Linked DNA regions of Mus musculus: region 2 is linked to region 1. Evidence: chromatin contacts called from ENCODE Hi-C or POLR2A ChIA-PET data. All regions are on one chromosome and are shown on one strand. Each heading gives the region's core, a stretch centred on a gene start or an enhancer-like site at or near the end of the contact. The rest is flanking DNA. Distances are from core to core; before and after follow the strand shown. Region 1 has its middle 35 kb from the start of Setmar. Region 2 holds the start of 0610040F04Rik (RIKEN cDNA 0610040F04 gene).

Region 1 (5,580 bases), core at 446-2,945:
TCTAAAGATTCTTTTTCTTTCAGTGCTGGGTATCAAACTCTCACACCATCACAAATGTTAAGCGGGTGTTTTTTCACCAAATTATATAACCCAGCTCCATCTTGTTTTATAAAAGCAAGGTTTTATACTATCCACATCATTTCTATGTATGAGCACAGACATAATTGTGTGTATCAGCTGATTCTGTCCAAACTAGCATACATATGTAGTACTGTTTATAAATGCATAGAATAATCTGGAAAGAGGCTATTGACAATGATAACCTACTGCCATGGGTTTGAAAGATCAGAACTTACAGAATAAAAGAGAAGCACCAGAGAGAGAGCAGGGGTGGGGGTGGGGCAACATTTTATGTTGTATTGTTTGTTTGTAAAAGTCTCTCTACATAGCTAAGGCTAGCCTCAAATCAACAGTCTCCCTGCCTCAACCTCTACTTACTCCTTTGAGTTGCTAGTTTTACCCCAGGTATTGATTACATATGATACATTTTTAAAATACAGATTTTTCTGGGGGAAACTTGATAGCTATTAATAATACTTTCTTAAGATTACAATATAATCACATCATTTCTCTCCTTTTCTCCCTCCCATATTCCTCTACTTGTTCTTTTTCAAATACATAGCCTCTATTTTTCATTAATTGTTGTTCCATGCATATATGCATATATGTTTATTTCCCTAAATATAACCTGCTCAGACTCTATAATGCTACTTGTATGTATGTTTTCAGGGACCTTTGGTATTGGATAAGCAGTTGGTGTGCTCTTCTCTGGGGAAGAGCATTTCTCCCGCTCTCAGCATTCCAATATTCTTCCTGTAGAGCTGAGGCCCCGTGGGCTTTCCCTGTGCACTTTGGAATGTCCGTTGCTCACCTCACATTACTATGCAGTCATGCTGGTGAGACTTTATGGGTGTAGCTTCTGACATGGGAAGACACAGTTTCCCAGCAAACCCTCTACTCTCGTATCTATTGTGACCCTTCTGCCCCCTCTCCTGCCATGTTCTCTGAGCCTTAGGTTTGGGGATGTTCAGTAAATTCAGACTCTGAGACTAGGCTCCCCAGCTCTGCATTCTGACTGGTCGTGATTCTCCATAATGGTATCCACCCACTGCAAAGACAAGTTTCTTTAATAAGGGATGCTAGAAAAATAATGTTTCCAAAACTCCAAATGAAAAGATGAGGAATCATTTCAAAGCTCTCTTTCTGCCTATTCTTCACAAAGCTAGCAGCTGGAGCAGGAGAGAGGATGGCTCAGCAGACAAGAGCACTAGCTGTTCCAGAAGTGGACCCAAGTCTGGTTCCCCGAACCCACAAAGTGCTCACAACTGTCCTGGAGCTCCAGTTCCAAGGGATTTGACCTTGGTGGGCACCAAACACACTGGTGATGTACACACACCCATGTAGGCAAGACACTCACACACATAAACTAAAAACAAATAAACAAATAAAAACAAACACCTGAACATTGACCCAAGAGAAGATGTACCCCATCTCATTTAGCTTCTTCCTCTTAGCAACCCTAAATCCACAGCACCCCTAAATGAAAGGTTCTTCAAATTTGCAGACGATTTATTAAAAAAACAGTAAGAAAACAATAAAATAAATAACTACAAAGCCCATCTGGCCACTAGAGGGAGAACGTTACACATAAAAGTACTTTTGGCAGCCACCTTACAGCTGAAATGTGGCCACAGGAGGAAGTGCAAATGTTGCCGCCCACAAACACTGCTAAAAGCTCAGAGACCACAAACAATGGCCACTGGGTTCCAGTCTTTGCCTTCCCTTATATGTCCCGAAGCGAAGGCCTTCGCTAATACGATTATACACGTGATTGTGACTGCCCTGATGGTGGCTTTCTACCACTATCACTCAACTCTTTACAACTGTTTTGGAACAGAAGCAAAGGGCCCCAAACTATTTCTTAAGGAACAATGTTCCATTTTGAGCCCAGCAGCGGAGGTAAGAGAATAGGAAAGGTCAGCCTTGTTTCACAAAGACCAGGCAACTGAACTGTACACTTTTGCAGACTTCGAATGAGCCCAGTGAATACACTCTTCCCCTTGCTCTTCAGAATGGATTTCAGCCCCTTCTGTCAGTTTCACTCAGTTCACGCACTTGAACACAAATGAGCTGACAATGTATGCTGTGGTTGCCATTATTTCCAGCATTTATCTTTCTTTCTTTCTTTTTTTGTTTTTTTGAGACAGGGTTTCTCTGTGTAGCCCTGGCTGTCCTGGAACTCACTCTGTAAATCAGGCTGGCCTCGAACTCAGAAATCTGCCTGCCTCTGCCTCTGCCTCTGCCTCCCAAGTGCTGGGACTAAAGGCATGCGCCACCACTGCCCGGGTGACAAATTCTTTCTTGAGAGTCATCTAATTATTTGTAAAAATAAGTGGTACATTTGGCAGGGAGGGGGAAGATGGGCTCAAAGTGTGTCTTTCCAAAAATGCCATGGTCTTAACCTCCAATGTCTTATTAACTCACTGGAGGAACTGAGATGTGGCAAAGCAGAGACATTCCAAGTTGGGACTGGATTTAAGGCAAGTCAAGGGTCTATGCGTACATCACACTATACGACCTTAACAGCCCAGCCTGGGTTCTATGTCATCTATACATATTTTCACTTGCTTTTCAAGCCATAAATGGGCTGGTGAACTCAGTCAAAGTCATAGATCTAACAAGCGGTGGGACCAGATTTTAAATCATTGAATTTGACAGCCTGAAGTTAATGTTCTCAGCCACCTCCCTCCTGCCTGTTTCTCCCTACGGACCTTTTGCTCAGCCTCATAATTTCTCAGACTCCATCCATGTTTCCCGTCACCAAAGGCACAATAAAGTCAAATATCCAATACCATAGCAGCAACAAAAACAGTAAGTCCTGAGCCTACCTCATCCCACAGCTGCCCCAGGGCACCTTGCAGACACTTAAGAGTCCTAGTTTCCTACATGCCCACTGGGAATAATGACCCAAAACAACTAGTTCCTCCCACCACTGTGCTCCAGATCAAACTAGATCATGGGCATTAAGCACTCCTGAGCACCTAGGAGGTGCCTGAAATTGCTAGCTGCGAAGTATAGTAATCAGAAGCCATAGCACCAAGAAGTCAAACCTCAGCAGGGAAGAGCGAAGTGGGTGCTTCAGACTGCAAGAGCCTGGCCCTTCTAACTGGCTTTGTAATACAGCCATCTCCTAAAGAGAAGACATTAAGGACACAGAGGGTCCCAGACCATTGTCCCCTCGAGTGAAGGCTTCCATGTTGAGAAACCTTCCTTGACATGTGGAACACTTGTGGGAGTCTGACATTAGACTGATTCCAGCTATGAGACTTGTCCATGCACCACATGATGTTTCAAAGGCTATGTGGAAGATGTGACGTGCATGGCAGCTTCTTGGAAGGTCATTTAAGCTGTTCTTAGAGTAATTTGTGCTCAGTTCTTGCTGGGCTGTCTTCAGAGGGGTTGGAGAAGGGTGAGTCATGTTCTTCAAAGACAAAGACAGGTAGTTACTGTGGGACCTGGCTTCTCTCCTAGAGAATTCACTCTCAAAGTTCTCACTCCTAAAAAAGACAGAGAACTCAAAAGAAGCTATATACCATGAAGTCTCTTGAAAATTCTATAGTACACTCATGTGATACTAGGAATGAAGAAGGAGGAAGAGGAAGAGGAGGGGACTACTACTACTACTACTACTACTACTAGTAATGTTGAAAATACTGCTGACTCACTGACCCTGATGATGCTGGAGAAGCTCAGAGCCCCAAACCATAACACATGAACTGCTGAGCTAGGAAAGCCCTGTACCCTGTGAGTCCTTTCTCCCAAACCCTAATTGTCCCCTTGAACAACATCTTAACCTTTAAATGTGGGAGCTGATGAAGTTAGAACGGAGATCCTGGACCTGTAATCACAGCAAAAAGGATACATTTAAATCATGAGGCTGAACTAAACCAAACTCAAATCAGCTCAGAGAACAGTTCACCGGCTGGCCAAGATCTCACCAACCAAGATGCTGCCCCTGCTTTCCTGCTCTTTGCTAAATTGCTATGCTCCTAAGTAACTTCTCCTTTAATTGAGATGCTGAGGATCAAACTAAGGGCCTTGGACATGCCCGGTAAGCACTCTGCCAGGGAATTACAAGGCCAGCCCCATAAGAGGCACTTTCATTGGGAGGTAGGTTAAAGAGGATGAGCTTCGGAATTACAGACAACGGCAAAGACCAGATCCAACTTTCCTTTTGTATAGACACTTTGTGCAGCAGACAGACCATTGGGCATAGGAGGGATTTGCCAAGTCAGGGATCTGGAATATAACTTGTTAATTAATAGGCATCTGAGTAACACGTTCATGTAGCCTTAGTCCAGTTTGCTCTTTGTTTATAGATATAACTATAGCTGACCAGTCCTACCTGACTGTACCTATCTCTTTCTTTGCTTTGTCTTTTTTTTTTAAAGATTTATTTATTTATTATATGTAAGTACACTGTAGCTGTCTTCAGGTACTTTTTCTGCTCGCTCTGGCCCCTCTCACTCCTGTCCTGCTCTGGTCCTGCTCAGGCCCAAAGATTCATTCATTCATTATATGTAAGTACATTGTAGCTGTCTTCAGAAACCCAGAAGAGGACATCAGATTTTATTATGGAAGTTTGTGAGCCACCATGTGGTTGCTGGGATTTGAACTCAGGACCTTCAGAAGAGCAGTCAGTGCTCTTAACTACTGAGCCATTGAGAAATGAGGACCTAGAAAACCATGAAGTATACCACGCTAAACACTTGAACTTACCATTCTCTCCTTGGTCCATAATCCCCATAGGTGGGCATTATCACTAAATATATTTTACCTTGAGGAACAACGTTACCTGCCTAATGGTGGCTCAGGGAATTGGACAGGAACAGAGGGACATATCTGCAATGGCCTCCTTCAACATGATGCTGAAGACAATTACTGAAGGAAGAGACTCAAGACGCATTTTCCGGTGTCACTTAAAGAAAAATAAGATTTTATTTGGCAAGTGCATAAAGGAAAAAGACTTGTAGCCTTTGAGAAAGCAAGCAACAGGCATGGACAAAATGCAGGCCAACCTTTATCAGCACATGAGGACAGCCTCACCTCTTTTCCTCTGGCAGCCACTAGCTGGTCTCATTTTTCTCCTAGGCTGATTCTGAGCTTTGAATAGCACTTTAGTGAGGTGCCAAACTGACATGCTAGAAGTCACTCTGATAGCTTCCATTCCCCTCAGCAGATAAAGCACAGAGTTTGTCAAACAGGACCTAGATTCAGGCCAGGACAGCCATTTTATCTCACCTTCAATTATTCTGAAATTCCAAAGACCCAATGAACCAGCCTTCTTGTGATGAAGGCTTTAGGGTCAATGATCATTTGGGGACAGATCAGAATCTGAAGCTGGCCATTTCGATCCCTTGGTGTTAAGCCCTTGAACTTTCAGAACTCAAGTAGGGCAAGTTTCAAAATCTAGCGTTTCTTACTTCATAGCCTACCTAAATATCATCTGTAATGATTTTGCTTAATCAAAAAATTAATTAAATTCTGGCTCTAATGTTCTAAACACAACAGTGGGAAAAA
Region 2 (5,213 bases), core at 1,329-3,828, 560 kb after region 1:
TCTCTAAGCCCCAAAGTGAGGTCAGCCAGTGAACAGTTAGAAAAGCAATCATTTCTCACACTTACTAATGGGTTTGACGCTTGTGAAACATAAACAGGAAGTAGAAGCTTGAGCGACCTGAAGGAAATGCACTCCCAGTTTGATCAACATGCGAATCCCAGTCCTCCAGGTCGTCAGAACACTGACAATGACGACTGACCCACCAAACTGCGCCCAGTTCTAGCAGTGACCTCATTTTCCCCCAATTTCCCAGCCAGGTCACTCCGCAGCGGGTTGACTGACCCTAAGCACGGTAGGGAAGGTTAACAGTCATCTCTCAACTCTCCGAACTTGCAGGGCAGGGGAGCGCAGAGGTCAGTGAAATCCCCAGCCAGGCCTTATTTTAGTCATGAATTTCCACTGGCCCCTTGCTGTGTGTCAGCGCCGCTCACAGCGCCGCAGGTTCTGCGTTTCAGATGCTTTCCCAGCTCCGGGCTGTTAGAAGGTCAAAGAGACCAGATTTTTCCAATGCAGGTCGGTGGGGGTGGGGCCGGGCGGCCTCCGCGAGATTGAAGAGAGCTGGGGCCCCTGGTGCTGCCCCTTTGTGCCCCGCGCACCGGCCTGTGGGTTAACCCCTACTACCTAAACCTCTTGGTTAGTATTAAATGAAAACTTTCTCATCTTATATTCCCTGCCAGTGGCCCTGTTAGACTTTCTGCTGAAGGCGGTCTTCTGGTTGGCCTCGTTGGCTCCTTCCCAAAGGTCCTTGTAAATTCAAGGTCAAAATCCGTGTTTGCCACCTCCACTGTCTCCAGCCGCGAGCTCGACTGGGTAAAGGGCTCAGTGAACTTGTGCTGCATAAATGTGGAGATTTCACTGTGATCAACCAAGAGGATGGGGCGGGAGGAGGGACCCGGGCGGGGGGGGGGGTCCTGCTTTCTCCTCTCTCTCTCCTGTCCTGGAATAGACTGCAAACAGCGCCACCCAAGTTCCTGGTTAGCAGCGGGATCCCATGCAGATCCCTTGCAGCCCGGTGCGCGGGGGTCTAGGCTTGGAAGCCAGCGCGGAGAGGCTTGCAAGTGAGCCGAGCTCCGGCCCGCGTCCGGGCCACGTGAAGCGTCACGCCCCGCGCTGCTGCAGGGCAGGCGCCGTCGCCGCGGTTGTGTAACGCTGCAGCCGGAGGGGAGGCGACCCGGACGCCTCTGCATCGGAGGGGGCAGAGGAGGGAGGGAACGCCGGGCACTGTGCCCGGTATCTTTCTGTGCTTGACTAGCCAGGGTGGGTGGGGGCAGTGAGGCACCCTGAAAGGCGGGAGGAGATGGGTGCGCGCCAGTCGGGTGCCAGGCCACCCGCAGGCTGCGCCTGGGACCTGAGCTCCCGGGAGAGTCCGGGGTGGGGGTGGGGGGAGGGGGTCGGCACGGCTCACACGGTCCACGGTCAGGTGCGCGCGGCGTGCTCGGCGGCGGCCTCGGCTGCCCTAGCTCCTGGCCACCAGCCCGCTTCCCATGGGGTGACATCCGCCCCGCCCTCGGTCCCTCCCCAAGGCGGGCAATTCCTGGACACTGAGGCTGAGCGCTGGGGGGGGGGGGGGGGGGGGGGCTGGGAAGCCAGGACGGAAAGAAACCCCAGCCTCTGGAGAAGGCTAAGGGGGGCCGACGACTCCCTCAGCTGCGCACCGGTTCCTAGGAGCGGGCCAGGCGGGGGAGGAGGAAGAAGGCTGGGCTGGAGCGACCAAGGGGATATTCCTCTCCCGGCTTGAGTCAGACGCGGGCGGAATCCGTCCTCCCCCGTTCCCTCCCAGGAGACGGGAACTTACTTCATTTCCCTGGGGCAGGTTCGCCCACGTTACCAACTCTTCCCCCCCCCCCTCCAGCTCCCCGGTTCCTTCCAGCTTCCGTGCCCCCCACCCAGCTGGGCAGGACTCTGGCTGCGCTGCCACCCCCTCTTTCGGGGAAAGGAGGCCGCAGCCGCAGACACCTGGGGGCCCGAGGTTTGGAGGGGGGGGGGGCACTTCGCAGCCGCCAGAGCGTTGTCCAACACGTGAGGCTCATGTGATGAAGCCGGGGGAGGGCGGGCAGGTCGCTCCTTCCCTCCCCGGCAGCGGCCAGACGTGCTTGGAGTCACAGGGTAGAACACGTAGCTTCTACCCACCCACTCGCTCCCATTTAACCCAGCCCGCAGCCTCTCCTTACTCCTCGGCTCGTCCCCTCCAGCAACTCCCCCCCCCCCGCCCCGCCCGCTCCGCCCTGAGCAACCCCCCCTTCCCTCCCGCCTCTCCGCCCGCCCCACTTCTCATTCACTTGGCTCGCACGGCGCAGACAGCGCAGCGAGCACACACCGCCAGTCTGTGTGCAGAGCGGGAGCCAGAAGCCGTGGGGACACCCGGCCATGCACGCCCCCAACTGAAGCGACACCTCAAAGCCGCTGCTCCTGGCATCCCAGCGCATTGCAAGGAAGCTCAGGCTAGCTCATAGGAACATACCTCTTGAGACCCTCGGATCCTCCCTTCCAGGGCAGCCCTTTCTCAGACTCTACTAAGTGCAGACAGGAGCGCACAGTGGCCCCTGCTCGCCGCATCATGGAACGGATCCCCAGCGCGCAACCACCTCCTACCTGCCTGCCCAAAGCTCCAGGGCTGGAGCACGGAGACCTGTCAGGGTAAGTGTGTGCTGTGATCCCTTCAAGTCTCCACTCCTAACCTTGTGTTCCGCGACACTCTCAACTTGGGGCATCTCTGAGAGTATAGGGGGCTTCTTTCACGTCTAGGGCTCCTGCAGCTAGTACGCACTCGGGAGTCACGGCTTTTTCTGACCTCTCTCCCTGCAGGATGGATTTTGCCCACATGTACCAAGTGTACAAGTCCAGGCGGGGAATAAAACGGAGCGAAGACAGCAAGGTAGGTGCATCCCTGGGAACCTCATTCCTTAGCCCCTCGTGTGCGCTGAGTTTCCAAGAAAAGTTTGCTTGTTTCAAGGTTGGCTGGGGGGTTCAAGATGAGATGAGCTCATTGCCACAAATGAGTGACTTGGGAAAGAAGGGGCAGAGAAGGTGAATCTGGGTGCGTCTCTGCGCCCTCGCAGAATTTTTCCCCCCTGCTACCGGTTGGGAAGGAAGGGAGGAAGCTTCGTTCCCTTCCCCGGGCACCCATTGCTTCCATGTATTCCATGCAGGAAACTTACAAACTGCCGCACCGGCTGATTGAGAAAAAGAGACGTGACCGGATTAACGAGTGCATTGCCCAGCTGAAGGATCTCCTACCCGAACATCTCAAACTTACTGTAAGTGAGAAGCTGGCTGCGCTCCAACCCAGTTCTTCTGCCCAGAGGGCGGATGGTGGGGTGGGGGTGTCTCTCGCCGCCTGCAGGCGTCACGGGGAACTGCATGCTAGACGGGCGGATCAAAGCTTCTGGTTTGGAGGGAACCCATCCCCAGACCCAGAACTTCCTAAGCAGAGGCAGAACCAGAACCATCTGGGGCCTCTTTAAGTTGGCTTCAACACTAACACAGCTTCCTTTTGGTAGTTTTTTTTTCTCTCTCTCACCACCTTGTAGTCTCCCTGACTTAAAGAAGCAAACCACGAAATTAAAAACTTAAGCCTTGTCCGCTTTTCATTTACAATAGGACCTACTTTATTTAATGTGTGCCTTTTTTTTTTTTCGTCATAATCTTTACTGGTAGCCAAAAGCTTTTTAGCTTTTCCTTCGGGAAAAGTATTTGGAAAGGAAGACAAAAAGCCAGCATGACTGGAAGTTCTGAACAAGTGTCAGGGGGGAAAGAAAGAAAGAAAGAAACGCAACACATTGGGAAAGCCACTTGGTTGCCAGACACAGTAGACATCCCTCCCTGGGTTGACACCACAGCAGATAAATGTTATCCCCGGAGTCCCCTAAGTTAAGGTCAGGGCAGCTGCTGGAGAAATATATCTGTCAGCTCACTCCCTAGACTGTAACAACTACCAAAATGCCTCCAAAGATAGACAACACGTGTCTGGCTTTTTTTTTTTTTTAAGCTTTTGATCATCTATGTGTATATGTTAAAACATCTGCAAACTTTAAATTTAGTGGAGCAGGAAAGACTCTTCCTATCTTTGTTGTTGTTGACACCCAATTCTCCTAACAGATAGTGTCAGAAGGGACTCCACTGACCTCACGGGTGACAGACTCTCCGTTTTTTTCTTCTTCTTCAGACTTTGGGTCACTTGGAAAAAGCAGTGGTTCTGGAGCTTACGTTGAAGCACGTGAAAGCATTGACAAATCTAATTGATCAGCAGCAGCAGAAAATCATTGCCCTGCAGAGCGGTTTACAAGCTGGTGAGTCCCCGGCCTGATTAGTGTCTCCTGAGAGCTCAGTGCCAATCTAGCCCCTGGGAGCTCGCTCTGGCTTCTGACTCTTCTGTTACCATTCATTTTTCACAGTCACTGGGCAGGGGTGGGGGGGGGGGAGATGCTCTTCTGATTCTTTCCTAAAAGGTCATATTTTGCCATACGGAATGCTGCTGTGCGCCACCTGAAATGAGTCCATGTTAGCCCAGTGATGAAATGTTTCGGTGACATTTTGAGAGTGTCTAGGTTATGGGAGACTTCCCCATCCCCCTTTAAAATGCCAAGGCACCTATAATTTGCATTGTGGGTGTTTTTACAGTTGGTCTGATGAGCCCTCATTCATGGGCGAACAGAACACGGGTCTGCCCCCAGTGTTTTCCTGTTTCTTTGCTTCCTTCTCTTTGGATGTGGGGTGCAGTCTTGGCAGGATGACAGCAGGTTTTCTTTTTTCTTTTTTTTTTTTTTCCTCTTGCCTGCCTTCCATTGTGGTTCCCTGAATAGCCACCAGGTATCTTGGCAAATTGCACAATCCAACGAAACCACTGCTTTCATCATTCATTTATCCTGAGTTTCAGAGAATCGGGGTACAGACCAGGGGGAATCCTAATATGTACCCCAATAGGCGTTCTTCAGTCCTGTCCAAGGCTAGAATGAGAATCACAGAAACCAAACCAAGCCAGTATGTCTGCCAGTTTTCTTTCTAAAAATAGAAAGTTGATCAGGACTGATCTCGGGGTGTGTGTGTGTGTGTGTGTGTGTGAGCTACAGTATATGGAGAAGACTTACAAATAAAGAGCCTAGTTAAACTGCACGGAGGAAATGCAACTATTTGATGAATAGGTTAGGTTTCTGTGTGTGCAGCAGTTGTTGGAGTTGTTGGTTTTAGTTTTGTGGTGGTTTTGGTTGTTCTGG

The links. Hi-C counts contacts between places; a loop is a spot of excess contacts on that map. ChIA-PET counts read pairs that join two places held with the same protein, here RNA polymerase II (POLR2A).
Region 2: a loop to region 1 is called in a map of heart, with 3 times the contacts of the local background. The contact joins the promoter of 0610040F04Rik here to the enhancer-like site in region 1. A Hi-C loop is called at or near these places in 1 of 37 maps with a recorded cell type or tissue (heart). POLR2A ChIA-PET finds 5 or more read pairs at or near these places in 1 of 5 experiments (embryonic stem cell).

The regions. Positions count from the first base shown.
Region 1 is chr6:108,096,981-108,102,560 of GRCm38, forward strand. No RefSeq gene overlaps it. Among named protein-coding and RNA genes, the nearest start is that of Setmar, 35 kb to the left of the region's middle. Within about 2 kb of position 1,696, at least 1 of the 3 ENCODE cell types and tissues checked has a DNase peak (open chromatin) inside an H3K27ac peak, as active enhancers do; it is heart, where a contact is called at or near this core.
Region 2 is chr6:108,658,356-108,663,568 of GRCm38, forward strand. It overlaps 0610040F04Rik (RIKEN cDNA 0610040F04 gene), which reads right to left and starts at 2,579. Exons shown (of 7, transcript NR_104577.1): 1 at 2,462-2,579. Bhlhe40 (basic helix-loop-helix family, member e40) reads left to right here and starts at 2,274. Exons shown (of 5, transcript NM_011498.4): 1 at 2,274-2,637; 2 at 2,806-2,875; 3 at 3,150-3,257; 4 at 4,166-4,289. The coding sequence starts at 2,558.